Linked DNA regions of Homo sapiens: region 1 is linked to region 2. Evidence: read pairs that join two places in POLR2A ChIA-PET (ENCODE). Cell type or tissue: Panc1. All regions are shown on one strand. Each heading gives the region's core, and the rest is flanking DNA. Links, peaks and the distances in the headings are about the cores only.

Region 1 (16,468 bases), core at 4,501-12,500, 160 kb after region 2:
GAGTAATATTTTCCCCAGGGAGCCCCAGCAGTGAAATACCCCAACACTATTGATGTTTTTCGCAACCTGACCCAGATATCTGGTTACCCTTCAAATGACTGCGCGATTGTTCTCTGACTGCCTGGTTACACCTAATATACTCAGGATATACCTCTTTGGCCCCAAAAGAAAGGAAGTCCAGTGTCTGTAATTCCATTGCAGCCGAAGGCAACAGGGTTCACATCCAACGACTGGCTACAGCTCTTAGCACTACTGAGTTCCGACAAAAGTGTTGTCCCTTCTCCAGCCATATAAAAATGGACTTTGTTTTCTCAAAGACTCATGAGTGTCCCAAAAATTCTACTCTCCCTTCTCAAATATAAACATCAGAATCTTCCTTGGAGAGGTGAGAGACTCGAACACTTCACTCTCTTCTTTGGTTAAGGATTCTTCCCTTTCAGGAGGCTGAGGATTGGCTATAATATTTGCTTGTGTTTCATCCTTTCTCTTTGAGTCTGAGTCTCTGTGTGGAGGTCCAATTGTCTAGGGGCAAAAATAACCCATTCTAGCTCCAATCATTGAACTAGAACATTAGTCCTTATACAAATAACTATATTAGGGAATATTACTGGTTTCTACAGGGAAAATAGATTTTCTGCTAGAATAGAAATGTGAACACTTCCTCTACTTTAAAGTACAAAAAATATTCTATTTCACCTTTCACAATGCCAAAGGCACCTCTGTATCACTCAAAAGTATGTGTTGATTGGCCAGGCATGGTGGCTTACGCCTGTAATCCCAGGACTTTGGGAGGTTGAGGCGGGCGGATCACGAAGTCAGGAGCTCGAGACCATCCTGGCTAACATGATGAAACCTCATCTCTACTAAAAATACAAAAAATTAGCTGGGCGTGGTAGCACACGCCTGTAGTCCCAGCTACTCAGGAGGCTGAGGCAGGAGAATCACTTGAACCTGGGAGGTGGAAGTTGCAGTGAGCCAAGATTGTGCCACTGCACTCCAGCCTGGGTGACAGAGCAAGATTCTGTTTCAAAAGAAAAAAAGAGTATTTGTTGATAAATAAAAGTTAAACTTTAAAAAATATATTGTTTTCCCATCACTTTTATTGTCTGATTGAGGAAAATTACCTCATATTTGTCTCATTCAGTTCATCTTTCAACATGGGATTCTAACTATAGAAGTTGTCATGAAACCAACCAAAGTTATCAACAGAGCCCTGGCTTTAGAAGATACTGCCTTGGGTTAACAAAGAGGACAAAAATAACCTGTGTTTAAGTGTTTAATTCTGTTTTCATAATGTATTTATTTCAAAGATTTTTAAGTGGAAATATGGGACTTTGTAAAATAAGTTTTTAAAAATATCCTTAATTGTTCATGGCCAGAGGAGATGAAATTGCCAGAATAAGGATGACATGGAACACCCAGGGGTAGACTAGGAGGGATGTAAATGTGAAGATACCAAGAGATGGCATCCTTGTATCTCCATCAGTGCCTGTCATCACAGAGCTACCTTAAACGATCACATAACCTAAGGAAAATGAGTGGGCTTAGTATGTAAATGCAACTTTAAGACAATCCCCAGCTTTTCTTCCAACATATTGCAGTCCCTGAGCCCATAGCGTAATAGAAATTCTGGAAGCTAGCATCTTCTAATCCAATAAAGCTCAATAGTAATAACAAAAACCTCTAAAGAAGTCGTATCTCAAGCTTGAAATAACTTGTAACCTCCTCATCTCTTTTTCTGTATTGTTACTGAGTAGCAATCTTGAATTCAAGCAATTAAAAAGTGGAAAATATTTGTAATATTCCTATATCAATAACACTGGTTAAACACTTTATATATATATATATATATATATATATATATATAAAATACACTTACATGAAGTGCATAATTTAGCACTTACTATAGACCAGATTCTTAATTTTGTGCATTACCTCACTTGTTTCTCAAAGCAGCACTGTGTGAAGTAGATACAATTCTTTTACCCATGTTAGTAGTTGAGAAAACAATCTCAGAGAGCAGAAATGACTTGCTGCAAGTTATACCATGAGTGACAGAGCTGAGAGGTTAGCACAGTCTCTCTGACAGGAACACCCTAGCTTATAACCACCATGTAACACTGCCAAAACAGTAAGGAGGTATTTGAGTTTTCAGGGTCTGCACACATATGCAGTTGATGGCTGTTGGGAAACTAAATATGAAAATAGCTTGGCTTATGCAGTACAGAAAAATGTTTATTCTATTTCCTAGGATGTAGGCTGGTGGCAGAAAGTAGACCCTGGAGAACAGGAGCACTTGGTTTCAAATAAAATACCTGCATTAAATATTCAGCTTTCCTGCACCTTTATGTGAGTACAGTACCAGAGGAATGGGCAAACTGGCAATGGCTCAGCCTTGGTATAAACAAATCTCTGCACTGGCCCCACTGAAGGCCTGATACTTTATCAACTGGTGAGACCCAGAAGGGGTACCAGGAACACACAGTTTCCCCAGGGCCACTGCTGCAGCCTCCCTGGTTAGATCGTGGTGCCAATCAGGCCTCCAGGTTGATAGGAATTGATGTGGATTAGTTTCACAAAGCTGCCTCTCTTTAGCCCCAGTCAAATGCAGCTGTCCAGGTAAACCTAATGCCAGCAATGGTCAGATAGGCATCTTTGTGGTTGCTTGGATAATAGGTATGTTTATTTCCTCTGTGATGTCTGGGCAAGTGCCAAGGTTCAGGCCTCTGGCTAAGGAAGCAGAGGGACTCAATGGGAAATTGCCAGAGGGCTGACTCTAGCTGAACATTTTTGCCAGCAGCTATTTGATCATTCTAAAGATAAAGAGGACAAGGAAGAGCCAAATTCATTTTGCAACTGGAGTCCTCTGGGTGTTCAGTCTCTTTGTAATATACTGTTAATGTGATTAAAATGGAAGCATTTAGACTTAAATGGTTGTTGGAATAAATTAGGGACATCAAAATTGGCAGAGTTTAGGTTTTGAAGAACTCAATTCTGTCAGCTCTCCATGAAAGTTAATCACTCCAATATTAAGCTATTTTTTTCATGATGTGAAATTTGGCAGTGAACAAAATCAACAGGGTCACAGCTTCAAAGAGGAATCCACTACATTTTGGCAGAGAAATGTGCCTAAGAATGCCTCTTTTAAAGGACTTAAGAGGAAGCATCTATTAATCAGAGGGGGTAGAAGAGGTGTGTGTGTGCATACATGTACCCAGTATCTGAGAGCCAGTCGGTGAAACTGATTTTTTAATGTAATCTGCTGTCTTCAAACACTTTTCCATTGGTCTTCAAAAATAAAAAGAAGCAAAAATTCAAATAGCAAAAACACCTCTAAATGTACATGTGACACAGACATACGCATACATGTATATAAACACATATACGCAGACAGGTAGCACGTGAAGAATAAGATGGTGAGAGATGTGTATATATTTATATGCACGCATGCACATGTGCACACTGACATTTTGGTTGCCTGGGTAGCAAGCAGAAACAGAAAGCTTCTCAGAGTAGAGCTAGCCACTTCTTGAAGATCTGACATGTCTCAGGCAGTCGTGGGTAGCTCAGAGCAAAATCTTTGAAGAAAGCAAATTTGAATGTCTCTTTATGATCGTATTTATACCTCAGACTTTTTTTTTTTTTTTTAATCCTCAGACTCCTTAAGTCCATGGGGAAAGGGCTGCAAAATAGGAGTTTGGCTTTTTGGCCTATGAATTAATGACAGTTTCTGGATCAGCTATTTCCCAGAGAACAAATCTCTTATTTCCCTCAACACACACACACACACACACACACACACACACACACACGGATACAGAATATACACATGCACTCAACATTATCAGCTCTTCTGTATATGTGTGTCTAACACATTGTTAATGGTTTTCATTTTCAGTGTTTTAAGGATTTCCCTGAAGGTTATCCAAATAACAGCTTTGCAAAAAAATACATAAAAGGCCACGTTCAAATTGTCTTTTGAATGATGCCCTTGCTAGTCATGAAAATAAGCTCTTTCTCATACGCCCGGTGCAGTACTAAAAAAGAACCTGGCACCAGCCGTGATGAAAATCCAGTCTGGGGACTAGGAGAAATGAAATATACTGTGCCCTTTCTCTGAGGTCATGACTCCATCCTCAAGAAGGCTATAGCAAACAATGTTTAGGGGTAGAAAGTGTCACATGTAAAATATCCACTGGGAACTTTGGCTTACGATACTCCTGCATATGCTAGAGAAGAAAACAAAGGTTTATTTCCTATGATATATCAATCTTAGGCTTTTTATGTGATCAGGTAAAAGGGAGTGTGGGCTACAGGTCTGGGGACCAGTTCTCTATTTTAGGCATTGATTCTACATAGTTTGTGACCTTGGACAAATCATGAACCCCTATTCAGAACTTATCTGTAAAATTAGGATGAACATGTCAACCTCCTCCCCATTGTGGCTGAGAAGAACAAAGATGATTCTTAGATGTCACCTGTGTGAAACCAACAAAGTGCTTTATAAATATGAGCTACGGGGATTTACATAGAGGGAAACTAATACATGCAAGTAGGGAGTGCAACGCTTCCTTCTGGAGAGGAAGAGGCCTCAAGAGGAAGGCACCCCTGCAAAGGCGGGAGGGACTGGCTGCTATTGTCTAACGCATGTTGAATGAGTAAGTCCTCTAAGGACCTTTATCATCTCCGTCTTCCAAGTGCCCGCTTGGTTTGAATGCCCACACGGTCAATTTGAGTTGAATTTCCAGCCTGCTAATGTGTGTTGATGTTGTTGTTGCTGAGAAACTTGCATTTCCCCTATAGATTAGTTGATCTGCCTTTCTATAGAGTCTGAGTTCCTGATCTTTCCCCCACTTTAGTGCTAACGTAATAAAAATAGAATTGCTGCATAATGATCCAAAGCCCTAATTGATTCTCCAGTTACTGTAATTGTGTCTCAGACCTCCAAATCCACACTGAAGTCGGCTATTGATGAAGCATTCTAACCAGAACACAAGACTGGAATGCATGGTGGGAGAACCTCAAGAAAAGGAGATCTTGTTTTAATTAAAATTAGCCCTTACTAACAAAAGAAAACAGTTGTTCTCAGGCCTTGGATGCTAACAGGAGCAAGATTCCTCCTGAGGGGAGTGAACCTCAATGTTTTTTTAAAAATGTTACCAGCTTTTCAAATAAGTAGGCTGCTCAGTCCCTTAACAACCTAGATGGGTAGCCTTTCTATAAATAGCTCATCCCATTACATTCTTGTTTATTCTCTGTTTATGTGGTTACTGGCTTTATTCTTGCCTATTGTGGGTAGATGCCCAGGCTCCAAGGCAACTTTGTATTTTTGTCTTTTGGCAAAGCAGAACAAGGGGTGGGAGTGAAGAAGATGAAGATGGCGACTCTCCCCCTACACCTACCAACACAGCAACCTACATACTGTCTGTCTGAATGTCCCCAAGGGCTCCAAGTAAATGACAGTTTTGTCAAAAATGCAACTGAATGGTTAAAAGAATATGAATGATCTAGGTAAATTATAAAGCCTAAGATATACACACACATGTATATGCATGTGTATGTGTGTATACACATTTACATAGCTATACTATGCATACATGTGCATATGTATGTGCATATAGGTATATTCAAACTCTTAAATATGAATGCATTGAAACTTTAAATAAAAGGGAAGGAAGACAATGAGTGCCATCTCGTGGAGAGGAGAGCTACCAGTAAATTTTCCAAATTGTCTGTACTTCAGACATTTTTTTAATGACTAACCAATATTCCTCGGAGTAAATATTTTCTTCCTGCCTTTCCAGGTTTTTCACCTAAATAACAATAAGTGTCCACTACATGAACACTGTCTTGTTCCTTTGTGCCAGGATATGCTTTAAGGAATGAACTGCGTTCATGGGAGTGGGTGTTTTGGTGTATCAGAAAATGCATTCATTACTGACCCCAGCTCTGGCAAAAGTCTCAAAAGTTGTTACAATTTATAAGAAATATGACAACAGACTCAACGACTCACTGTGTTTTAGGGCTGTGACCAGTTGATGCTGTTACAGCTGCCACTCCCGACAATGTCATCCCATCACATTGTTCACACTCCGACTGTCCATGCACAAAAGCTCAGTTGAATCCAAGGCATGTGTTTTTACTTCAACTCAATAAATTGGCATCCCAATCTACTGCCCTATCTACACATATAGTCCTAGAAGCTATAGTAATGCACCTTTGGCTCAGTTGCCTGAGGTGCACACATGGACAATTATGCCTGCTCATACTCTGTTATGTGTACATATGGACAAGAAGGAGAATTTACTTCTTCCTAGTGCAAACATCATCAAGGATAGAGGTTCATATCCCAGGGGGTGGTGAGAGTCCATGGGAAAACTGAGTCCTGCTAAATATTACATGAACACAATTCACTAATAGAAGCTCATTACTCAGCATAGGGGTAGGAAGTGTGTTAATAACTATTAGACAAATAGGATTGGAAAAGGGTAACAATGTCTGAGCTTCTGAAATTGAGTAAGAAAGGGCATTGCTAGTACAAGTAGCTTACATGTATCCTTGCATGTATTCTTTCACCAAATATTAGGTTGGTGCAAAAGTAATCATGGTTACTTTTAATGGCAAAAACCATGATTACTTTTGCATCAACTTAATATTATTGAGTGCTTATATGGTACCCACACTAGGCATAATGGAAGAGATCAAACGGGCAAGAATGGACAAAACTCCGTGCTCTTGAAGGACTTATGTTCTAGTAGGGAAATACAATAAATTAATATACCATTTGTTGTAGGATGACAAGAATTAAGGAGAAAAATAAATAGGTAGCGGGGAAAGGCTCTTGGATAGAGAGAATGTTGTAATTTTAGATAAGGTGGCAAGCGAAGGCCTCACAGAGAAAGGGAAACTGAAGTCAAGATTTGGAGGAGGTAACAGAGCAAGCTTTGGAAATATCTTGGGCAGAAGCACTTCAGGCAGAAGGATCAGTGAAGCAAAGAGCCCGTGGCAGGCCTATGCCTGGCATGTCAAGAAGCAGCAATCCGTGCACCAGGCGCCGGGGCAGGTTCTTCTCCACATTTAATCTCATTATAACCTCTTCACCACAGTGAGAGAGAATCTGATTAAAATCCCATTTTATAAAGAAGAAAATCACTTTAACCAAATGTTCACAAGCGCATATAACAAGCACACCAGGGGACTGAACAGTGTGCCCAACCTGGTCAGTGGTGAAGTTAGCTTGACCCCTGACCTTGCCCTGGCCTTGATATTTTTGTACCCTAAGCCTAGTAGCTGCAGGGCTGAGCAAATGGATCTCTCAAAGGTTGGAGAATGAGGAGGTAGAGTGGGCGCAGGAGGAAAGGATGTTGTTAGGGCAGATCTGGACGTACGTAGAATTTTTAGCATTTTTTTTTGTAAAGAACAGTTGGCCAGACTATGTTCTTTTCATAAGTCCATATATAGAATTTCAGTGTGGAATCTCTTTTGATTTTCATATTTTAATAAATTAGGCTTTATAATTTTTCTCTTATTTTCAAAAGCTAAGGAATAGTTATAGTTTCTGAAGTTAATGCATCAACTACTTGAAAATCATTACGTTGTGCTAAAGAATCTGATTTCATATCGCTATTACACATCTATTCTTTCACCAAATATTAGGTTGGTGCACCTCCTCTTAAGGTCTAGAAATCACCTTTTGTGCTCTCTGTTTTAAAAACTGATAGATGTTGGCCGGGCAAGGTGGCTTATGCTTGTAATCCCAGCACTTTGGGAGACCGAGGCGGGCGGATCACCTGAGGTCAGGAGTTCAAGACCAGCCTGACCAACATGGTGAAACCCCATCTCTACTAAAAACACAAAAAATTAGCTGGATATGATCGGGGGGTCGGGGGTATGGCACCTCTAATCCCAGCTACTCAGGAGGCTGAGGCAGGAGAATCGCTTGAACCTGGGAGGCAGAGGTTGCAGTGAGCCAAGATTGCACCACTGCACTCCAGCCTGGGCAGAGCGAGACTCCGTCGCAAAAAAAAAAAAAAAAGAAAAGAAAGAAAATGATGTTAAATGGTTAAATGTGTTCTGTTTTTTCTTGACTTCTTTTTTTTTTTCCAGTTTTCTTATCTCATTGGCTCCCTTCTATCTCTCTCTTTTTTTTTTTTTTTTTTTTTGAGATGGAGTTTCGCTCTTGTCACTCAGGCTGCAGTGCAGTGGCATGATCTGGGCTCACTGCAACCTCTGCCTGCCAGGTTCAAGCGATTCTCCTGCCTCAGCCTCCTGAGTAGCTGGGATTACAGGTGCCCACCACCACACCCGGTTAATTTTTGTATTTTTAGTAGAGATGGGGTTTCGCCATGCTGGCCAGACTGGTCTCGAACTCCTGACCTCAGGTTATCCACCCGCCTAGGTCTCCCAAAGTGCTGGGATTACAGGCATGAGCCTCCGCACCCGGCCCCTTCTATCTCTTATAAATGAAACCATCATTAGTTAAAGAATCACTACTCATTTAGAGGGCTATTCAGAATTTCAGCATGAAAGATCTGCCATGAGCATAGTTATAGCTAAATGGTTTCTATGGAGAGGTGGTGATCAAAGGGAAGATGTTTGACAGGGGTGGGATGGGGTGGGGGAGGGGCCTATGATGATACAGGGAAAATGACGGGTGACAAGGAAGGGGCAAGGGATGGGGAAGATGAGCTGTCACAGAGCTAGGAGCTCCAAAAAGACTATTGTTGGTCCAAGCACCAAGTTGAAGTAGCTTCTTCTCCCTCCCCTCCTAGATGGCACGCCTTCCTGGCCCGCTCCCTGGGATCTGCTTTCCTCAGATTCTTTCCTTTCCACCTTTCTCAAAATGTTCAGATAAGAAATAACACCAGTGATAGCTACCATTACTTCTGTATGTGTGATACTTCAATACTTCCTATTGTTCGAGCTTATAAAAATCCTACATTCAACACACATGAAAGAGATGCAGAGAGATGAAGACATTTGTCCAAGTTACATACACAACTACAAAATAGCAGAGCTGGAAATTAAACCCAAATCTGATAGACACTGAACCCATCTTTTGTATATACCATGTGACCACTTCGTGCCTGGGGATGAACTGTCCTAGAATTGTTTGCATTTTAATCATGAGCAACATTCAAAAGGTAATGGAATGGGTTCCAAGGTCAAACTTCCAGACACTGGAGAAGGTGGGAGTAAAACAGTATTGGGTTTTAGGAATCTTCCCAGTGTTTGTTCCTGAGACAAGTCCCTGAGGTAGTGTCTTGTCAGTTCAGCTGGCATTTATGAAGCACATACATCCACCATACTTGATGCCTGGCTCTGGAAATAATACCGTTGTTATAAGCGATGCTTGTCTTCTCCTTCTCTTGACAACCTACCCCTCTCTTCTGGAAAGTTCAAGTTGTGGAACAATGTGCCCAGGATCTAGTTCTTTTCTTTTTCATTAAGGATAATTCTCTTCCTACATTAGCAAAATCATATGACATCAGTTACTAGGAGTGTTTAAATTTTTTCATATCTACACCATCGGCTGTAATTTTTGAATCTAGATTTCATCTGTTTATCCGTTGAAAACAGGAAGCATTTGGGAGATGGCTTGTAGTATGCCTCATATGTAGCATTTACTAAAATAAAGGACACTGGAGAGAGTCTAAGGTTTATCACCAAATTACACCAGTAGAAGCCTGCAAAGAGTCTCCAAAAAAAAATCATATTTTTAATTTGGCAAACTGAGTCTCTTTTCCATGAACACACATTCAGGTTATTGAAGGCAATTTTCTTGTCCTGCAAGTTTTTAATTATTTTTAATCCTAGTGAGACATGCTGAACTTCTTCATCTGCTCCTTGGGTGAGTGAGGTGATTTTTAGGATCCTCGCCTTTTCTGTCTCTCTCTCTCTCTCACAGAGTAGTCTGCTTAGACATCATTTTTCTTATCGTGTGGTGTCCAGGGTTAAAGATTTTATCTCAGATAGGGGTTCATGAGGCAGGAGTTCATGGTGCCTCCCTTTATCTGAAACCCACTTTTCATGCTGTCTTAGATATGGTCCACTTGTTTATCAGTTCTCTTCCAGAACTGGTTTATATTGAGCTCATTCGCTCAAGGTCTTTCCCTCACAAATTCTTTTAAAGCCAGTTCTCTGTCCTTAAAATCAACTGAATTTAACGTAAAAGACATACATTTAAAAATGTTGAAAAGGAGACTTTTCTATTTATGCTGATAGCATATCATCTTGTTAGTATCAATATATCTTCCTGGCCTTTCTAGATGTTTCTGAATCTTCATAGGAGTGGAGGGAGGTGACAGCGCTGCTGAAACAAAACAAGTCATGTGAAGAGAATGGTTGAAATTAAATGACAGGTCCATAGGGGTCCTTTCTACTGTCCTGTCTATTTTTGTATGGGCTTGAAATTTTCCAAAATAAAAAGTTAAAAAAAATACCCAAGCATTATCTTCTTGCATATACTTAGTCTTAGCCATCTCAGCTCACAATTTGACAGAAAATTTACCCAGTGTTTTCCTTAGATCAAAATACTTGATTTCAAAAACATTCCTCTCAGTTAAGTGGTAAATTTATCAGAATCCCTCAAGTTAGAATTAAGCATTAACAAATTAAATGAATAAGAACATTCTGAATTTATCAGGATCTCTATTAGTTTTGTTTCCAATCTTGGCTGTACCTGTGTTACATGTAAAAATATTGCCTTGTGTTTTTAATCCCTGACACGGTATCAAAATTGGCCATTTATATATATTTTGGGACCTTAGTGATTGACAGAGCTGAATCAAAGGTTAGACAGCCTTTGGCATCAATCTGTGAGGGGAACTAAACGTCACTGATTACAAAGACATCAATGGGAATATAACAAGTATAAGAAATCATATTTACCAGAATTCCTCTAGGGAAAAGTGGTTGGAAGAATTAGTTTGATAAGACCCTACAAACAAGAGAAGAGACTTTCCAGACTCGGGCTCAGGTGACTGTGAGGAATGTCCTACCTGATTCTGAGGATGGTTGGTCAGGAAAGGGCAGGCATATTTTGCAGAGTGTTAGGCACATTTGAGATCCCGACTAAATTGCTCAGAACAGTTCAGCACAGCCAAGAGCAGCTCTTCTTTTCTGCCACACCCTACAGCACATAACCTCTCTCCTTAATGCACACTGGGAAAATACTTTTAAAACATTAGTTTGAAGAGGCAACAAATTATTAACATGCTCTCTTGTTTAGGTGAGCCCTAGGTTTTAAGACTTAATTTGCAAGAATTAAAATTATAACCAGAATATTGGAAAGTAAAGAAATACTTCCACTCAAAAGATCTAACTCTAAGATGATTTTGCCCCATTTGGTCTCAAGAATTACACTGTTCCATGACCAGGCTAGGACTGTCTTAACAATTCACTATTCAAAGGAAAATATGCATGACTAAAATAAGTGAAGGACAATTGACTGAGCCACAGCTCAGGAACTCCCTGACACCCCCAAAGACAAACTGTCCCTTGGAAGACTTTACCAGCCCTGTGTGGCCAGAGCTGCTACAAGGGCTATTTCCAACATTTCACATAAGCACTGCAGACACAGGCACTGCAGATACGAAGAACATCAAATTCAGCCAACCAGCTTCAGGTTAAGAGAAGGGCAAATATAGTCAGAACAGTGCTTAGAAATGTTTAATGAGCTTTTTTTTTTTTTTTGGTACCTTGAAGAAGACAGAAATGTGAAAGGCATGGCCTTGATAGACCTCCACATCTTTCTCATCAAGCTGTGGAAATTAGAGTCTCCTCTTGTTAAATAGGAAAGGTTAGCATGTAATAGTTAATGAAGCCAAGGAGAATCTGAACAGATAAGACCCGAGTCTGTACAGGCTGCATTTGGAGAATCCCAAATCCTCTTATCTTTTCTCAGAAACTCTGCTGTTTGCAAGATATTGTTTTAAGCAGAGAGGCGACAGGAACCGCAGCAGATGCAAGAACTACTACCTTTTTGAAGGCACGCTAAAACAGAATCTAGGAAGACGTGCTGCTTTGCACTTTCATGGGGCACTGTGACAACACACTGTGTTTTTCCCCTAGATTCAAAACACGAATACCCTGGCAGCTGACCTTTAAAATATTTACAGCATTATGGACACCTTCTGAGCTTCCTACTTTTCTTTGCTTCTTGCATGGCTCTTTGATGTATTTTCTTTCGCATGCAAGTTGCTTATAATACTCACGTGAGGAAATGTTCTGAGCTGAGTGAACCTCAGGAGGGAAGAGGGGAGCTAAACTTTCTCTTACAATGGAACTCAACACGCCTTTGGGCTAAAGGTTATTTGAGGTCTGACCATATATAAGGTACGTATCTTGCCCCAATCCAACTTTCTTTTCTCCCCTTTATGTCTCTTCTCCTCAGATAAATCTAACACCACCTCCCCAATTCCCTACACAGTACCATCAATACAGGTCATAAATAATTCCTTTCATAGGAGCCTTTTTTTATTTTTTATTTTTTTGAGACAGAGTTTCACTAGTGTTGCCCAGGCTGGAATGCAATGGCACGATCTCGGCTCACAGCAACCTCTGCCTCCCGGGTTCAAGCAATTCTTTCTCCTGCCTCAGCCTTCCAAGTAGCTGGGATCATAGGCATGTGCCACCATGCCCAACTAATTGTGTATTTTTAGCAGAAACAGAGTTTCTCCATGTTGGTCAGGCTGGTCTCGAACTCCCGACTTCAGGTGATCCACCTGCCTCTGCCTCCCAAAGTGCTGGGATCACAGGTGTGAGCCACCATACCCGGCCCCTTTCATAGGAGCTTTATCCATTGCTCCCGGACAGCATTCATTCTCCATTCAATTTCATTCACTTCCCCAAGAAACCAATGCCTCCTGTCCCTCCCACTCTGGTGACAGTCCAAAACAACCGCTCCTCTTTCTCTGTCCTCTTCCATCCTTTCTTTGCAAACACTTCTTTGCTTTTTCTCCTGTTGCCCAACTTTTCACTCCCTCACTCAGAACAGTTTTCTTCTATACCCTTTCTTATCCTGTATCTATAAGTCTCCTATGCTCTCAGCTGCCTCACTGAACATTCCTTCCACATTCTTGCTTTAGCTGATGGTTCTCTCACTCTGAGGACATTGTTTCCCCCGTGTGGAGGTGGCCCAATTCCTCAGCTCCAGTAACTTAGCTCAGCACACTTTTCGTCTTCCAAGGTACTTCCAGGCCACAAGTCCTCCTCACGGAAGCAAAAATCCTTGCTCTTTTGAGGCTTGGGATAGCTCACTAAACCACCATCTCTCCATGTCTCACTCCCTTACCAGATTCCTAGATCTCCTCCTCATGCTTTGGAAGCAACAAGCCTGTAGCCTTATTCTCCTCCCCACACCTCATCACCATCCTGGTCTACTTTTCTGTTCACATGGATCACCCATGCAACACCCTGGCTGCTTGAATTTATGATCTTCTCGGCTCCAGTAACCTTTACCCTTCCCTGCTTCAGCTCTTCATTCTTATGGCCCTGCCCTCACCAAGGCCATTCTCTGATCAGTGTCCTGCATTCTTAGCTTTCTCAGTCTATGAGGTCCACAGATTGCATTCATCCACCCTGTCAAGAAGTTCAGTCCCTCCACTAGTCCTCTGTCTTTCTGTTCATCAAACTCCTTCTTCTTTCTAATGGGGTTAGATCCCATGATACCCATGGTAGGGGTACCTCAAGCACTTCAGTCATTCTCTTTCAATGTTCTTGCCTGCCTGTCTTCTCATTTTACTTGCCCAGCTAAACCCCAATCAATGTAGCTGTAGAGCTTCTCTGTTCCTACCTCTCACAACTGATGATTCTGGTGAATAGCAAACAACCCAGTGTATTCATGCCATTCAGATTCTATTGTCTCCAACACCAGTCTTGTCTTTTCAGTGTTGTCCTAAATGTGAATTCCTTTTTCTCTGATTCCATGAAAGGTCACCCCTGCTTCTCACAGAGCATTTTGAAGGTCTAGTATGAGTTCAGATCAGGTTGTTGTCTAGTGTCGAGGGCCTGGGAATCACTCTAGATCTTTAAGCTGACTTTGATACATCTGCTATAATTTATTATGGATTGATTTGTGGTTTTATACATTAGATTGATTTGTAATTACATGTTTCTCATTTTCAATTTCACAATGACCTCTTCTCTGTAGTTCTCATCTGCCTATTTTATCATGTGTCAGAAATTATGTGAGCCATTGTGCATATGCTATGATGGAATTTATTAATTAGTGTTAATATTCATATTCTTACATATCAACAAATAGTTCTACAATCCCATGTTGGTCACTTCAATAGGCTTTGACTTCCTACCAAATTTTCTGCTCTTTTTCCTTGTCTACTTTGAGTTTCCTTGAAGCCCCTGTTTGATCCTTGTGGGTCTGTTTGGTCCAGTCAGCCTCAACTTTATCCTAAGGAAACACAGACTCAGTTTTAATGCTTGCTTGAGATCCCACTCATGGGATATGTGAACTTAAGTGACTTCCTTCTCTTTCTGAGTATATCTCAAAGTTAGATACTGTAGCTTCTTCAGTGTGAAGTGGAATAGTTATTACTGCGTCAGAAGTGTTGGTTAAAGTCTTCTGACTCTAGAGGAAAATTTAACTTGAAAGGAATTTAAACATTGTATTGTTGGAACAAAATTATGACTCTCATTCATTTTATAAGAATAAATCATAAAATCTACTTTCTGTGTAACTTGATATATTCCTTTCATTTGAAACACAGAAATTAAAATGAGTTGATAGTGCTATTTAAGAAGAATTCTTGCACTCCAACTCCATAGCTAGAGTTGAAGTTTTTATCATCTACTAAACAAACTACACCCCTTACTTTTAAATACGTGGAATAAAATATGTATCACTGAATTATAAAAGAAACTCATGAGTATCTTCACCATTATTAATTAACTTAATGGTAAGATTGATACTTCTTTTTAAGCTAATGGGCTTCAGTTTGCTTGTAGCAATTCAGAAATGATAATAGTAGTTCCTGGGCTAACCATCTTAGTCTTATCTCTCCCCAAGGAGTAGACATCATTATCCCCATTTCGATGAGTGAACTGAGGGAACATGAGAAACCAAAGATCACACAATAAGTACTTGGGCTGAGATTTAAAAACAGGCTGAACACTGAGCATTTCCACTCACAGGAAGTAAGTTAAAAACTTCCAAATGTAATTGCCAACATTTTTCAGATACCTGTGTTCCACCCCCTCTGCCTCCTGAGTCCTACTCATCCTTCAAGTCCCACTGAAATGACAAATCCTTCAGGCCACATAGCTCTTTCTCACCTGAAGAATGACTTTTGGGGGTTGGGATGGGTTGGTATTTAGCAAAGCAGAGGCAGGGACTTGGGCGATCTGCCTGTGGTGTGTGGAATGGGCTGCCTGGAGATGCATGTGGGCTGCAAACACTAGGGAAGCTCCAAACCAGACCTACCTCATGAAGAGTGGAAGGAGCTGACCAACAAGCCAGATGGGATGATAAACAGGAAGGCTGGGTCATTCTACCAGAAAAGAGGATGTTAGGCTGACTCATAAGCATAAGACCACTAACTTGAAAGCATACTTTTGCTTAAAGTTTAGGAAGAGAAATACCATTCAATCAAAATTTATTTTGTTTTGTAACATAAGAAAAAAAACCCAAATTCCAATAAACGTGTTAATTTAATCCAGTGGTTTAGAGGTATGTCAGAATGCAATCAGAGTGCCAACATTTCTCATTTAATCATAACATGCAATCCTTATATTAATGACACAGTTTTAAAACAATATTGGGGATCTTAAATTAGAACTCACAGTCACTCATAGAAGGGGCTGTAACATCATCATCTGCCTCTAAAACCTTGTACATCAAATCCTTCATCTTGCTGCTAGAGTTATTTTTTAAAACACAGATCAGCTTGAGTAACTTTCCTCCTCAAAAACTTACAATGGCTTCACACTTCTTGGGAGTAGATTTCTAGCAGTGTTCTAAATTCTCCATGATGGAGCACCTTTCTGACTCTCCTGGTTCATCACCCAGAGCTTCTCTGAATTAACACTTACCTTCCCTGCCGAAGCTTGTCTCAGGCTGTTCCTGAAATTTGTTTACCTTTCCTCATCTCTCTGTATGGTAAGATCTTTTCATCCTTGATCTAACACATTCCCTCCATGAATCCTCTTCTAATAGTGCAACCCCACATACCCTGTCCCTCCAGGGAACTCCCAGGCTCTGTCATACTCATACAGCTGCAACTTACAGCTGCAACTTAAGGCAACTCCAGAGTTTCTCATTTGGTAGTTCTGGGCCGAGTCCCAAGAATGTACATTTCCAGCAGTTTCCAGGTATTGCTGATGCTACCGGTCAGAGAACCCCTGCCCTATATAGTCTAGCATAATGCCTTAAAAATAGCAGGCCCAACAAATACTTGGATAATTGGATAGGTCAAACAGCCAGACATTTTGACTGAAAATTTAGAAGGTGTTT
Region 2 (16,468 bases), core at 3,731-11,730:
AGCACAACTTCCCCAAGTCTTCTTTCTTTCTAAAGCATGTAAGTTAGATGCTGATTTTCCAAATATTTATAATAGTAAATTATATGCATTTCCCTTTTTGAAATTTTACGCTGCATAACTGTTACCATTAGAAGGACCAATCCTTATTTTGGATCTCACTTTCTTTCAAGTCATCAGGAGTTCCATATAGAAATTGAAATGAGAATCAAGGCTCTTGCTATTAGATTAATTATTCTGAGACCCATTAAATTCTTCCTTTAATGCATTGGCTTAAAATACTGAAATTACAAACTAAAGGTAATGCTATGTTTTGGCTGTGACTCCACTCAAATCTCATCTTGAATTGTAGTTCCTATAATCCCCACGTGTCATGGGAGGGACCCTGTGGGAGGTAGTTGAATCATGGGGGCAGTTTCCCCCATGCTGTTCTCGTGATAGTGAGTGAGTTCTCAGGAGATCTGATTTTTATTTATTTTATTTTATTTTATTTCAAACACAGTCTCACTCTGTCGCCCAGGCTGGAGTGCTCCGCCTCCCAGGTTCACGCCATTCTCCCGCCTCAACTCCCGAGTAGCTGGGACTACAGGCGCCCGCCACCACACCCTGATAATTTTTTTTTGTGTGTGTTTTTTGTTTGTTTTTTGTTTTTTTAGTAGAAATGGGGTTTCACCGTGTTAGCCAGGATGGTCTCGATTTCCTGACCTTGTGATGCACCTACCTTGGCCTCCCAAAGTGCTGGGATTACAGGCTTAGCCATCGCGCCTGGCCAATCTGATGGTTTTATAAGGGACTTTTCCCCCTTTGCTCGGCACTTCTCCTTCCATGTGAAGAAGGACGTATTTGCTTCTCCTTCTGCCATGATTGTAAGTTTCCTGAGGCCTCCCCAGCCCTGCAGAACTGTAAATCAATTGAACCTCTTTTCTTTGTAAATTACCCCATCTCAGGTATGTCTTTATTAGCAATGTGAAAATGGACTAATACAGGTAAATTATTGTGATTTTATTTATAATAACTAGAAGCTATATATTTTTCTTTTTGTGGTTTAAAAAAATATATACAGCCCTGTGGTTCAATCAGAAGCCTGTTACTTTTACATTTCCAAATTTATAATTTACTACACTTACGTGACTCCAGCGAGCATTTATAAGCAGCAAAGCTCTTGTACTTAAAAGCACTGAATCATTTTTATCCACAAAAGAACCCTATTAGGGATGTAATGAGATTTTGAAAATTAAAAAAAAAAAGCTCAAGCCATTGACTTATAATGGTTCGCAAAACAGATCACATTAGATGAAAGATGCTTGAATCTTACTTTTCAGTTTCTAGGTTATTATTTGTTCTTCCAGATTTCAGGAGGCAAAGCGAGTGAGAAGACAGGCAGGAAAGGGACACAGGGAGCTTCTGCAGAGATGACAACTCCTCTCCTCTAAAGGGCACTGTCATTCCCAAGGGCACCACCAATCCCAAGGCTTCAGTCCCTATGAGACTATGGCTGCTTTTGTGGCATCCATGGGTGAAAACCTGGCCTCAGCTGGCATGGAGGCTCTCAGTCAACAGCTGCTATACCTCCTCTTTTTAGCCGTGCAGCCTAAACTCACCAGGCAATTTTCATGCTTTGGTTCAAGTGCACAAATCAGTGTTTGAAAGCATATCAGAACCTTGACCTCTTGCACTCTCATTCGGGTCACTCATGATTTTCAGTGGCTGAAACGATGCAGGATATTTCTCGGCTACTGTGCCAACTGGGGACCTTCATGGCCAGTGATGCATGCCTGCCTGGGCCTCACTTGGCCCTGGGCCTGCCACTGGAGGCACCCCACCCACTTGGCCCACCTATGTTACAGATTGTACCCGTGTTTGGTGGTTCCTGAGCTCTTGTCCCACATCCAAGAAGACTGAGGTTATGCAGACAATTAGAAGGATGAGAATGAGTGGAGAAGAATTTTATTGAGCAACAGAATAGCTCTCAGCAGAGAGGGGATGCAGGGTGGTTTTTCTCTCTGTGTGGCTGGGTCCAGGGCTTTTTATGGATTCAGAATGGAGAGTATGTGCTGATTGGCTTGTGAGTATGCAAAGAAAGGCTAAAGCAAAGGCACCACTCAAAGATGGGCATGGCAGTGTAGAAAACCAATTAGAAAAGGGTAGGTATATGTAAAATAGCTGAAGAGTGGGGTTCAATCAGAGGAAAGTGTGCCAAACGGGAAGACAATTTTTTAATCTGGTCCGTGGATTTGACTTGTAGCTTGCCTTTCAGGCTTTACACTGTCTTCAGCTTGGAGGTGGAATTTCACTAGGGACCTGCCCCTATCTGCCTAGGCATTTGTCTGCCTCCTGCTGCTATCTATACTTGATGGATGGCTATTGATGAAAAAAAGATCAAGAGTTTGGTGGAGGTATTGACGAAAAAAAAAACTATTGATTAAAAAATGATCAAGAGTTTGGTGGCTAAGCATTTTCACATTCAAAGAGTGACTGAGAAGTCTATCCTGATTTTCTTTTCTTCCTTTCTTATATTCTCACTCAGTTCAGAGAATCTGTGAGTACTGTATAATTCTCTTTAGGATTTGTTTTAGGAAAAAGGCCAAAAATATTGGGATTGAGGTGAGCTTGTAATTGGCGCAAAATATTCTATGCCCATGCAATCTGCCCTCTGCTTTTGTAGTAAAGAAGATAGTAAATAAAAATGATGACTTCCTGAATACTGATATCATGCATTATCCTATATATTTGCTCTGCATTATCTCTTCGTTCTTGCAAGACTCCTATGATAGCAGCTGCTATTATTATCCCCATTTTAGAGATGAGAAGATGAAGCTTAAGAGAGGTTAAGTAACTTGCTTAGTATCACAGAGCTAGCACATAGTTCTCTTAGGGAAGAAAAAAGCCTATTTTGTTTGGGAAGTTTCACATTAGTATATTTTCTGATTTCATTTTTATTTTGATACTTTCATGAATGTAAACTAGACCATCAATGAATATCGGTCTAGAAGAATCTGAAACTGGACAACAGCATTTGGTCAGTGGACAACTAAATACACCTGCTTGAGATATGATGTTACAAAAACACATCTGTGTCCAGGAAAGCCCAATTAATTAGTCAATAATGATTGAGACACTGGGCATTTCCTAAGGGAGTATTAACCAGCTGGGAGGAGTTAATGGACCAAAGCATGCTACAGGTCATTAACTACAGCAGTAATTATTCCTGGAAAATATCTTATTTTGAAGTTAATTCTCTGGCTTGAATATGCATATTTAAAACAGTTTGATTCTTCTTATACTGCATGGACTGAAGAGGCTATAATAAGGGAAAGTCTATTAGAGGCACTGATTGTAGTTTTGTAAAGCAAAATATGAAAAAATTATGTATGCGTAAAAAGGGAAACGTAGATGAGTACTTCAGATTCCATTTTATTTTTATATAAACTGGAATTTATGTATCCTCTCTTTTTTTCCCCACCACTTTGGGAAACATAATACCCTAGAAATAAGATCAAATAAGTCTGATTTACCTGTGGAGTGGCAAAGCAGTGCTACCCAAAAAGTATACAATCAGGAGAATAAGGACCAAGGGTGAGGTGGGGCAGGGGAGAGGGGAAATAAAGAGGGAATTGAAAATGTCAGAGTTTCAAAGTAAGTCAGCAGAAGGAATTGGCAAAAGGGAAGAAGTTAAGGGAAAAGAAGGAGAAGTATAGGTGACCTCACAGACTGTTCTAGTCACTTGATATTTTTTCTCCTTTCTCATTTGTAAGCCCCTTACACAGTTTCTATCTTCAATACCTGTTGGTTTCAGGTTTTTCACAGAATCTGTCATCATCCCTTCCACTCTCTTCAAATACCCTGACCCACTCCCCATCACCAGGAACTTCATTTCCATTTCCAATGGAGCCAAGGTTTGAGCACCCCAGGCAGGCTGCTGGTTTGGAACATTTCAAACCAATGTTGTTTAGATTGAGGGTCCCCAAGCCCTGGGCCATGGACTGGTACTGGTCTGTGGCCTGTTAGGAACCAGACCACACAGCAGGAGGTGAGTGGAGGTTGAGCAAACATTACCGCTTGCGCTCCGCCTCCTATCAGATCAGCTGCGGCATTAGATTCTCATAGCAGCACAAACTCTATTGTGAAATGCACATGGAGGGATCTAGGTTGCACAATCCTTATGAGAATCTAATGCTTGATGACCTAAGGTGGAACAGTTTCATCCCAAAACCATCCCCCTACCCAGTCCGTGGGAAAATTGTCTTCCATGAAACAGGTCCCTGGTGCCAAAAAGGTTGGGGACTACTGGCTTGGATAATTATTAAAGGGAAAGGAGGGACGGATCAACCTTTCTTCCATTATTTTAAGCAATTCAGCTATGGCCCCAGACATGCACACTGCATTCTGCAAAGCAACAGCTCTGCAGATCAGCAGAGCCTCCCCTCCCCTTGTACAAAGAGGTGTAGTAACCGTTTTTTGTTATTACTGTACTAATGCCTCTTATCCCTACCACTCATCAAAAACTCATCTTTGAAACAGTTACCAGAGTTAATTTTCTAAAATAAGAATTTGATCGTGTTATGGTAGGCAAATGAAATAGCATGTTTAAAGCTGGGGGTATATTAAAATAAAAACACATTTTTGGGTAACCTCAAGTAGTTGTTCATGGCTGGATATTGGGTTTGCAGATGAGACCAGAAAGGCACTGGGGGAACTATGGGCCTTCTTGGCAGAGGGAAGAGTGTTTCACTTTTCTCCACCTCAAGAAGGAATTGAATTTGCCTTCCTACCATGTAGAATACTGCAGTTTCCCTGTGAGAAGTTCTAGTAAAACTAATTTTCTCTAGTGACATGCTAATACCTCGTAGAGATTGGTCCCCTGAGAAGCTTTAAGCTGGCTTTCTTTATAATTTTACTAACCAGGAGGGAACTCCCTCATCTTCCATTGTCTCTTTTTTTTGTTTTCAACTCAATTTCCAACTCATCTCTCTTCTTCTCTCTCATACACAAAAAGTCGATTCTAATTTGTCACCTATGCTCTTAATTTCATCCTTTTCTATATCCTCCAGAACTGTGAGTGATCAATTATAACCTCTCTTTATACAAACACTGTTTATAGTCTGTAAACAGGCTCATTTTTCAAAATGAAAAACAATCTTATTCTTTTGAGCTTGTGCCCCCATAGCCATAATCTTATCTATCTTCTTGTAAAGCCACAGTTTTGGTAACAATAATAATTCATAATGATTATTAAATATTGGCTATGTATCAAGCACTTTAACCTCTATCATTTTATTTTATAGACATTTGTCATAATAGTCATTTGTAATTAGTGTAGTTTCTATTTTACCCATGGAGAAACTGCCACCTGGAAAGGTTAATTAGGCTTCACAGAAAACAGGTGTCTGAACTAGGATTTAGAGCCAGATTTGTCTGAATCTAAAGCCTTTCAAACAATAGCAGTATAGTTTCCCGACAAGCCTATGTTTGTTCTTTGCACTTCCGTATTTTCCAGAACCTGAGAGGAGAGTGACATCATCTAGTCGCCAATCCCATGGCCACTCTCCAGTCTTTATTGGTCTTAATTATTCTGCAGCACGTGGCATCCTGAAGCACTGTTTTCTCGTGGTTTCCACAACACCATTGTGTTCTGGTTATTTCTTATTTTAACCAGTTCTTCTGTCTTCTTTGCTGGCAAGTTTTACTTCTCCTGTCCCATGCATGGTAGCGTTCCTTGGGTTCCAGCTTTGACAAGGATTTCATCTGCTCTCACAGTGCCAACTCCAGCATCCAGAACTGTGGCACCAACTTAGACCTTTCACCTGAATTTCAGCATATTCTTTCTAGCTGCCTACAAGATTCTTGGCTGGGCACAGTGGCTCACGCCTCTAATCCCAGCACTTTGGGAGGCTGAGGCGGGCATATCACGAGGTCAAGAGATTGAGGCAATCCTGGCCAACATGGTGAAACCTGTCTCTATTAAAAATACAAAAACTAGCTGGCCGTGGTGGCACGTGCCTGTAGTCCCAGCTACTTGGGAGGCTGAGGCAGGAGAATCGCTTGAACCTGGGAGGTGGAGGTTGCAGTGAGCCGAGATAGAGATTGTACCACTGCACTCCAGCCGGGCGATGGAGGGAGACTCCATCTCAAAAAAAAAAAAAAAAAAGAAAAAGAAAAAGAAAAGAAAAGAAAAGAAAAGAAAAGAAAAAAGATTCTTACACGTGGACATTTCACACAGAAACTGAAACTGAAAATGCAACAGCTAGGAGGTTGAACCCATTATCTTCTTCCCAGAACTGCCTTTTTCTTTTTTTTGGTGAATGGAAATAGCATCCTCCTCTTACTACATTTCGAGCTCTGTTGGCTTCCTAGACTCCTTCTTGGTCTCCGCAACTAACAAATATGTTCCATATCTTTGCTATTTTTTTTCTGTATCCATTTCCTTACTATATGTTTCATATCTACGAATTTTACACCCTCCTCTGTACTTTTTCAGACTTTTGTCATCTTTCTCCTGATCCATTGTTGTGGTCTTCCTCCAGAATCCTGTACCCCTTATCCCTACCACCCATCAAAAACTCACCTTTGAATCAGTTACAGAATTAATCTTCAAAAATAAGAATTTGATCATATTATGGTAGGGAAAATAAATAGCATGTTTAAAGCTGTGGGTGTATTATAATCAAGACACATTTTGGGGTAACCTCAGGGAGTTGTCTATGGCTGGATATTGGGTTCTGCAGATGAGGCCAGAAAGGCACTGGGGGAATGGATCAAGACGTCTCCGACACCACTCTCTAAATAGGGGGTCAGCAAATGTTTCCTTTTTTTTTTTTTTTTTCTGAGACAGAGTCTCGTGCTGTCACCAGGCTGGAATGCAGTGGTGCGATCTCAGCTCACTGCAACCTCCGCCTCCCAGGTTCAAGTGATTCTCCTGCCTCAGCCTCCCGAGTAGCTGGGACTACAGGCACTCGCCACCGTGCCCAGGTAATTTTTGTATTTTTAGTAGAGATGGAGTTTCACCATGTTGGCCAGGATGGTCTCAATCTCTTAACCTCGTGATCCGCCTGCCTAGGGCTCCCAAAGTGTTGGGATTACAGGCATGAGCCACCACGCCCGGCCAGCAAATGTTTCCTTTTAAGTGGGGCTTTGTGGGCCATGTACAATTTCTGTCCCATCTTATCTTATTTTCTCCATCCTTTAAGATGTGAGGAGCATTCTTAGCTGCACACCTTGCACAAACAGGTCATGGGCTAGATTTGGCCAGTAGGCCTTAGTTTACTAACTCCTGCTCTAGAGATTGGATATCATCTGTGGTGGTTAGCAGGCAATGAATGGTTTTCGGCAGGGAGTGCACCAATCAGAAGGGAACTGAACTTTCAGGTGAGACAGAGTGACACAAGGCCCTGCTCTATTTGGAACACTTTACTTTTCCTCTAAAGTGGTGATAGTGGAAGCCATGGGGTGGTGACCCCTCTGGCATCTTCAGCTCCCAGCACTTTCTCCAGCCAACCCAACCCACAAGGGAAGGGAACTGGACACTGTCTTAGTATAGATGAAGAAGTTGTTGATGCTGGGAAGTTCAGGGAATGCTTCCCAGTGGCAATGAGTCATTTAGTAGAAACTTATGAGAACAAGAGTTAAGAAGTTATACAAAAGGCAGAAGTGATGGTAGTTGCAAAGGTTCACAGGCACTAATGACCATGACTTGTCACTTTGGACTGATTTATTTTTAGCCACTTGAAACACCTAAGGAGATACTTAGTAGAATGCACCATACTGGGATATTTTCCTGTTGGCACTGAGAGAGATCAATGAGGAATCTGTCCTCACTATCTTTGGGTGAGCATGCTATTACACACTTCATTGGAATGCACTTGCTTTTTCCTAGAGTGTGGAACTCTCAATGTTAGTATTGTAAAAGGCAAAGTAATGTCCTTGAGCTATAACAATGAATACCTTGAGCTGTAACAATGAATGAAAGCAGAGGTTCTCACACTCTGCTTTCATTGAATGGGGTCTCGGTAGATGTATGTTGAGTGAATAACACATACATTCTGGAGTGGATGCTCATGGTAGATCTTGGTGTTCAGAATGCCTTGGCAGTTTGTCGCTGGGCTATATGGATTTATTCTTCTCTAAGTTGATTCTAGTGAGTTTGAAACGTCTTGTGATGCCACTAGGGAACCATATTTACAAAACTCATATTCAGTGTAGCCTTCTACCACTTTTGGTGGTTACCTTAATGAACGTTTCTAATATACATATGTTATATATAGAAATTCATGCTCTATTGCTCTTATTTATATACTATCATAAAAAGATGAACTTTAAATTCTATACTGAGAATTTCTCTAAATTTTATGTGTATTTCCTTAGGGGATGCAAAATAAAATTCTGTTTTGGGGTGTTCTGAATATGCTGGATTATCTCTATTATGTTTTATTTATTTAAATTTTTTAGAGGTAGAGTTTTGCTGTGTTGCCCAGGCTGGTCTTAAACTCTTGGCCTCAAGTGATCCTCCTGCCTCAGCCTCCTGAGTAGTTGAGACTATTAGCACATGCTACCATGCCTGGCTTATTATTTTTTATTGAGTCATAATTTATAAACCACAAAATACGTTTATGGAGTGGTTTTCCTTCAACTGATTCCTGGCAGAGTATTATTATCATATTTTTCATTTGTACTGACTTTTGTCATTTATAAACCATTTTACCCACATGGTCTCATCTGACCTTGCCGCAGGTACTGTTTCATGAATCTTACATGCCATAGCTTATAAATGCACCTTTAAAAATGTACCACTATGAAAGCAAAAAATAATTCTACTTAACCATGACAAAATACTTTGAGTCACTTATAAAATTTATTTTATGCCTCTTATAAATGTGCTTTGAATCTTCCCTTCAGCCATAGATGAATTCCCTAATTATTCCATGTGACTTATGACTTGAAGTGCCTCAAATAGGTGCATTATTATAGCAAATAGGTAAAAGAACTAGGTAATAGATCAAGGAAATTTACCTTGTTGCTACATCCCACATTAAATTCCTGAGTTCTCAGTCTGGAGGCTTCCATACCCAGGTTCAGCAGAGAGATGGCTTGAAACAGAGACTATGCATATAGCTAGGAAGAACTCTGGAGGTGGTGACAGAGACATTACCAAGTTCTCACCTTAGCAATTCCTTAGCTTTATACTTCTGGAATACCAGGGCAGCCCTAAGCAGCAACTTGGTCCCAAACACTGATGTGGAGTATTGAAAGCAACCATGCATGGTGATATGCACCTCAATTTCAGTTGCTAATATGGAAAGAGATGTGCATCTAATAACCACCAAGGGTATTTTATTACCATTATGTAAATGAGGAAATCTAGTTGCAGGGGTTTACTAGTAGCTGGAAGAGGCAGTACCAGGAATTACGGTTGGTCTTTCCAAGGTAAATTCTATGCTCATTAGTCTCTGCCATAACTTCCTCATATGTTCAGGCTATTGATCTGAAAGGTAAATTCAGTTTTCAAAGAGAAGACCAATAAAATTTGCTTGGATCTTTTGGAAATTCCTTGCTTTCTTTTTCCCGTAAATCACTCCTCAAGAAATTCTAACCTATAAGACTCAGCTTAAAACACTCAAATGGATGAGGACATGGAAAGTCATTTTCTTTGAGCCTTTTCACATCTTTCAAAACTTACTTGAACCAATGCTGTGTGCATGTGATGATACCATCCCACAGCTAAAAACAGTCTATTTCAGTGCTGCCTGAAATTGACAGAAAATGAAATAAAATCCCATATAATGACAACCATTTAAAAGTCTCTGTCCTCTAGGAATCAAAGGACTCAGCAGCATGTCACAGAGGAGGACTGAATCACAAATGAAGTAGATTTAGAGGTACCTCTTTAAAGTAATGATGAAGCACTGATTTTTCTAATGTGTCCCCCAGCACCGGTGATAGTAAGTCACTTCTAATTACCTTTTCCTTTCTGGGCTATATATAGATAAATGCTTGGGATATTAAAATGCCTTGTGGGCTGGTTATTTAATTGCTACAGAATTGATTTCATGAAGGAAGGAAAAACAGATTAGATCCTAAGATGTAAATGTGAGACTTGACAGACTGCAGTGTGTGCTCAAGTCTATCAATAGAACTGCCAGCCCCCAGTCTCTAGCTGGCTATGATGGATCCTTGCAGCACAAGAGGAACACATTTGACAATTACAAGAGCAAATGCAACTGTCCTCCCCTCCAAAATAACAAGCAATGGTGCATTTTTGTGTTCTCATTTCTCATGCCATCTAGTGTATTATATACATTATCAAAATAATTTTAAATTAGAATGGCTTCCCTGTTTGCTTATGAAGCCTTCATGCTTCCCTTTTGCTCTTTTTTCTTTGTTTATTCTTTACTTCAATATCACAGGTGGTGGTGGTATGCTCTATTTTGGACACTAGAGAAGTAGGTTTCGTATTTTTTCTGTGTCTCATGACTACAAACTAGGAAACACATAAAATACATTTTCTCTGATCTTGCTTCAGAGAAATCTTGCCATTTCAGATGAGATACCCACATAACAGAAAACATCAGGCTTAATATTACTTTAAAATTCATTTACCTAACATTTATTTGTTTAGCAAATGTCAGCTTAGTATTTACATTGTGTCAGGCACTGCTGTGTGTGCTGTGGATTCAGTGATGCATAAGACAAAGTCCTTGCTCTCACTTTCCCTCCTCTCTAAATGGGAAACACACCAAGAGCAGAAATGTAACAGATTCCCCTCAACTTATGATGGGGCAATGTCCCAATAACCCATTGTAAGTTGAAATGTAAGTAAAAATGCATTTAATGCTTGGGCAAAATCATCTAACACAAAACCTATTTTATTATAAAATATTGAATATCTCATGTGATTTATTGAATACTCTACTGAAAGTGAAAAACAGTATGGCTGCATGAGTACCTGATGTACAATTTCTACTGAATGTGTAAGGCTTTCAACTCCATTGTAAAGTCGAAAAATCTGAAGTCAAGCCGTAGTAAGTCAGAGGCAGTCTGCATTAGGTCATGACAAGAGCAATTAAGGTATATTTTATTAATATATTTTCAGGTATATTTTTCTTTATTGCAATTATGAAGGTAGGGTAGCATATTAATCTTCTTGAACTGCCATAACAAAATATCATAAACCGAGTGGCTTAAACAACAGAAATTTATTTATCCCCATTCTGCAGGCTAAGAATTCCAAGATCAAGGTGCTGGCAAGGTGGGTTTCATTCTAAGGTTTCTTCTTTTGGCTTGTAGTTGGCTGCCTTTTCTCTACATTTTCTGAGAAACCGTTTTTTGTGTGCTTCCAGAGAGACAGAGAAAGAGGGAGAGAGCTCTCTAGTGTCTCTGCTTATAAGGACATTAATTCTGGCCGGGCGCGATGGCTCACGCCTGTAATCCCAGCACTTTGGGAGGCCGAGGCGGGTGGATCACTAGGTCAGGAGATCGAGACCATCCTGGCTCACATGGTGAAACCCCATCTGTATTAAAAGTACAAAAAAATTAGCTGGACGTGGTGGCGGGCGCCTGTAGTCCCAGCTACTTGGGAGGCTGAGGCAGTAGAATGGCGTGAACCTGGGAGGCGGAGCTTGCAGTGAGCCGAGACCGCGCCACTGCACTCCAGCCTGGGTGACAGAGCAAAACTCCATCTCAAAAAAAAAAAAAAAAAAAAAAAATATTTTAAAAAACACCTGCATATGCTCATATTGTTATGGAGACAGGGTCTTGCTATGTTGCCCAGGCCAGTTTTGAACTCCTGGTTTCAAATGATCCTCTTGCTTCAGCCTCTCAAAGTGTTGGGATTACAGGCTTGAGCCACTGTGTTCTGCCTATCAACATGTGGAAAGCATGTGTGTAAATAGATAGCATAAAGGTAAACTTAGGCTATAAACCCTTTAACATTTCTGACAAAGTAAGGTCTGAATTAACGGCATTTTCCTTAATCAATTTCTTTGCAAAGTGTTGAGATATATGCTAGTCAACCAGCTATGTTCTTTACATCTGTGCAACACCTCATAACTACATACTCCAAAAGAATGAGGGAGACATTGTTTTTCCCCTTCTTTTTTAAGCTATAATAAAGTTCCACATTTTCTGCCTAAATGGAGGAAATTAGATGAGACTCTAAAGTGGAATTCACAGAGATGTGGGAAAGGTTTCTTACAATGCCTAAAAGATGGTTAAAGATTAGGGAGAATGACCTTGTAGGGAAAAGTTCAATGAGCACAGAAAAGTTCAATGATTCAGGAAGAGCAGTGTGGACAGAGCCCAGTGGCCTCCGAGGTCCTGCAGACAGCTTGGCAGAAGCTGATTAGATGATCTGGATTTAGGGTGATTTTCCAGGGCTAGGAAGGGAAATGTCCACCAGCCACCCATGAAAAACAGCTGGTGCCTAAACATATGGGAACATTTCTGGCCTAGTTTTTTTCATTGCCTGATGTGCTGGGCTTACAGTAATGTATTTCATAATACCCATGCACCTGGGATATTTTGGGTATTAGGCATGAGGGGGATGAAAAGGTTTCTAAAGTGACTCACTTCTTTTGCTTTGTAAATATTTCTTTGGAAGTTTAACCTTAATATTCATTCAAAAATTTGTAAATGATTACCAATGAACTGTATTTCTTATGGTTGATATTTAAATGCTCTCACTCTGTATTTAATTAACATCAGCTGGGCAGTTAGAATTGAAACAAAAAATCTGACTTCTTGATTTGTAGAAATTCAAATCCCATAGACAAAATTCCCATCTATCTCTATATAATGATGAGTGAAATATAAATATATTTACCAAGGGCAGCTATATTGTGAATGTGTTTTAAAAATTAAAAATATTCTAATTGGTGGCCTTTTCCCTATCAGGACTTTCTATTTTGGAGTTGAAATAGTAGGTGTTATTCAATGAAATAAATATGTAAGAAGATATATTAAATATTGAGTACTTTTCTCCCCTTCAAAAATTAGATACTGCTAATACTACAGCTATAAAGCTCATGGTAACCTTTGGATAAAATATTGGAATTACATGGTTAAATGCCAGTTCTTGTGCCCCTGTAGTCTAGGGCTGCCAAAGTCTAGGCTATGGAGTGAGATGGCCAGTTCTTGAAGAGAAAATGGGAGGAGTGGGGCTGGACTATGCTTTCAAAATTTCTCCTAAAAAACAATGGGATTGATATTTTTCTCCCTTGAGGGAGTGAAGAGGAGAAGAGAGGCCAGGAGTGCCCCATGAGGGCAGCACCGTCCATATGGAAAGAAATACTAAGGGTGGGCAGAAGCAACCTCTCCCAAGAGGAGGAAATCTTTCTGCCTGCAGTTTATGAATTGCACTTGGGCTGTGCTGAAGAGTAATGAAATTATGAGGTCATTCAGCCTTGGTGGTATTCAAAGAAAGACACAATCTAACAAATGGATTCCTAACATCAGGGATGCAGTGACTTCTCCTTGACAGAAGAATTACCTATGGAAGGCATCAAATTTTATGTCACAGAGGTTGAATCCTGATGAACAGGGAGGATACTCCAAGTACTGACAGTTTTGCCTGGAGGCCGTCATTCCAGCTTGCACAGACTTTGAATGCATCAGCTGTACCAGATGCATTTGTTTTTCGCTTGGTCATTAGATTTTATACTACTGCAGAGAAAAATAAAATAAAAATCATTTCAGAAGAAGCTTATTAGGCTGACATTTTTGTTATGAGTAGCCTACTTTTTACTAAATATGAATTTAAATCATTGTAAAAAAGAAGAAATATTCTGGTGACTTACTGTACAGGGCTAAAAGCCCTCTACTCTCCCTCTTTTTTTTTCTAAAGGAAAGTGAACATATTTAGTTTAGGAGATAACAGCTGCAATACATTAAAGATTGATATGTACCCTCCGTTTTTCACATTCATGACAGTGTTGATCAGGCCAGTTAGCTCAATTCTGAAGAATAGTTTTCCCCCTTATATTTACTATTCACATGCTTGTGTTCTCACCATAGGTTTTATTCTCATCTCATACAGCTGTCTTAGAGTGTGTCTCACTGGTCATAGGAGGATAAAAAAGGAGGAACAAGAAGGCATTATTGTGTAATAGAAAAGCATGAGACTTGGAGTTAGTTGAGAAAGGAAAGAGAAATGGACAGGTGCCCCCACACTATGCCAAGCATCTTCCCATCATTTATCTTATTTAAAAGCATGTGAGTCTTATAGGCAGGGGTTGCTACCATTGAGGCTAAGAGGTCTCCACTGAATTGCTCTGGGCCACAGTAGGTATCAGGATCCAAATCCACCTTAATCAGCTTCTAGAGTCAGGGCTTGTTCCACCTGCCACAGTGCGTCTCAGGGGCTGAGTTCTGTTTAGCAAGCCTATGAGCATTTCTATAAAGTAGGAATAAGTACCAACATCAGATTACTCTTGTTAAAATAGTATATCACGATATATGTGTTGTGCTTTGTAAACTCTAAAATGCCAAACAATGGAGATGATGTATTGTGGATGTATTATTGAAAATTTAGCATGCATGACTCTTTTTTTTTTTTTTTTTTTTTTTTTTTTTTTTTTGAGACAGAGTCTTGCTCTGTCACCCAGGCTGGAGTGCAGTGGTGCAATCTCGGCTCACCGCAACCTCTGCCTCCCGGGTTCAAGTGATTCTCCTGCCTCAGCCTCCTGACTATCTGGGACTACAGACACGTGCCACCACACCCAGCTATTTTTTTTTTTTTTTTTTTTTTAGTAGAGACGGGGTTTCACCATGTTGGACAGGCTGGTCTTAAACTGGGGAAGGTAACTTAAAATACTTATGCCTCCAATGTGGTATAGTTCACTAGAGCCATCTTCATAACAAAAACAGAAAATCATAATTAAGACGCATATTATTGCCGATAGCAATTTGTGCATAGAAAGCTAGAATCACTAAGAGGAGAACCTCTGAAGCAACTATGATGCTTCCAATTGACTTGAAAACCATTGTGTACACAAGTATGGTTTTCATAGGTGGAACACGTGGCCACAGCATAGGAAAATATTAGTATGATTAAAATGTAGCAAGAGCAGAGAAATGTCAGTGGGTGGTGTTAAATATAAGATTTTTTTCTAGGTACTGTCAGGGAAAATCTTGTGCTTGCTACTTTCCTAAAAAGAAAGAGGAGAGTAAGTGGGGGAAAACACACACATACTTTTACCCTTCAAAGACGTATCCCTTCATTCATACATAGTAATCAGACACCACCGACTATTTCTGGCTCACAATCATTTGCAAATTGCCTGGCTACCACTCACCTTGTTTCATCCTTGCCTACACATTCGTCAGCCATCAGAACCACCTACAACGGCTTCCACTCAGAATAGCATGGTTACTAACAAATCCCCTCAAAGGGAAAATGAATGTGTGCAGTTGGGTGACACCCTTCCTTTTTCCTTCTTCTTCCCCGTGGCTGGGGCCCACTTGGCACTAAGCGTCCTTCTGTCCAGATGGTGCACTCTTTTCTGCTCCTGCTTTATCACATTCTCTGCCAAAGCACCAAGTGCCAGTTTTCCGGTGAGAATCTGCTTGCAGAAAGTTAGCTGCCTAGGTTATGTCACCGCCTTTGTAGTTTACTGGGGTTACAGTGAGACAATGGCTAGGAACAGAGAAGAGAAAGGAGGTAGGCAGAGATGGAGTTTGTACAAAAAAGAAAATTACTAGAGAAATAGAATGCATTCACTCACTTGTGTGAACTTTATTAAGTTATTTTGACTCTCTGGACTTCAGTTGTCTCATCTCTAAAATGAAGGAGTTGAACTGGATGATATCTATTGCCTCTCACCTCTTAACATTCTACAGGCTTGTGGCTATTTAGCTTATATTGCTTCAGATGATGCATAGGAGTGAGCTCTATTGTGCTGAAAACCTTTTACATGAAAGTGATGACTGTATTATGGCCAGCCGGCAATTTGGGGGAGGAATAAATAAGTTTCAGATAACTGTGGGTGGTAGCTTCTTTATAGCAAAACTAGGTCTGCCTGATGAAACATTTCAGTGAGGTCCTAATTTCAGACTGTCGTGTTCTTCAATGTGGAGAAGGGTTTTCTACGCAGGTGCAGGTTTCTTGTGATGTAGATAATTAGTCTGGTGTTGCTGATGCAGGAAAGGATGATTTACTGGGTTTTTACTGTAATTTTGGTTTCAGGGACATAGTGGTAAACAATTTCGAGCCTAATAGCCATACAGCAGGCTGTGCGGTGGCTCACACCAGCAGACTACAGGCAGTCTTTCCACTAGAGTGCCAGATTATGGCTACCTGCCTTTCAAATATTTTTGCTGAGGTGGAGACCATTCTGAAAGGCTTTTAGAGGGGTCTGACTTCACCCTGTTTCCTACTGTGGCCATCAGAGAGCTGTGAGATCACTACTCAGGAGCTCTGGACAGTTTCTGGAGCTGTCCAGGATTCCAAGATTCCAGGGAAAAGTCTCCAGCATTTTTATAG

Evidence for each region. Peaks named below come from ENCODE experiments on the same cell type or tissue, not always from the same donor. Only the 100,000 strongest peaks of a DNase experiment are listed, where the experiment ranks them.
Region 1: POLR2A ChIA-PET joins it to region 2 with 6 read pairs; 2 of 35 experiments call an interaction of 5 or more read pairs at or near these places.

What each region holds. Positions count from the first base shown.
Region 1 is chr6:146,891,800-146,908,267 of GRCh38, reverse strand. The region is part of intron 7 of STXBP5-AS1 (STXBP5 antisense RNA 1); the gene reads left to right. Among named protein-coding and RNA genes, the nearest start is that of LUADT1, 260 kb to the left of the region's middle. RefSeq lists a silencer at 16,001-16,295. In Panc1, for the core only: CTCF peaks have their summits at 5,492 and 5,696 (motif pointing left); a DNase peak (open chromatin) is centred at 5,687; H3K27ac peaks cover 6,302 bases.
Region 2 is chr6:147,055,008-147,071,475 of GRCh38, reverse strand. The region is part of intron 5 of STXBP5-AS1 (STXBP5 antisense RNA 1); the gene reads left to right. Among named protein-coding and RNA genes, the nearest start is that of LUADT1, 96 kb to the left of the region's middle. In Panc1, for the core only: no CTCF peak of the experiment used is centred there; a DNase peak (open chromatin) is centred at 7,765; H3K27ac peaks cover 2,512 bases.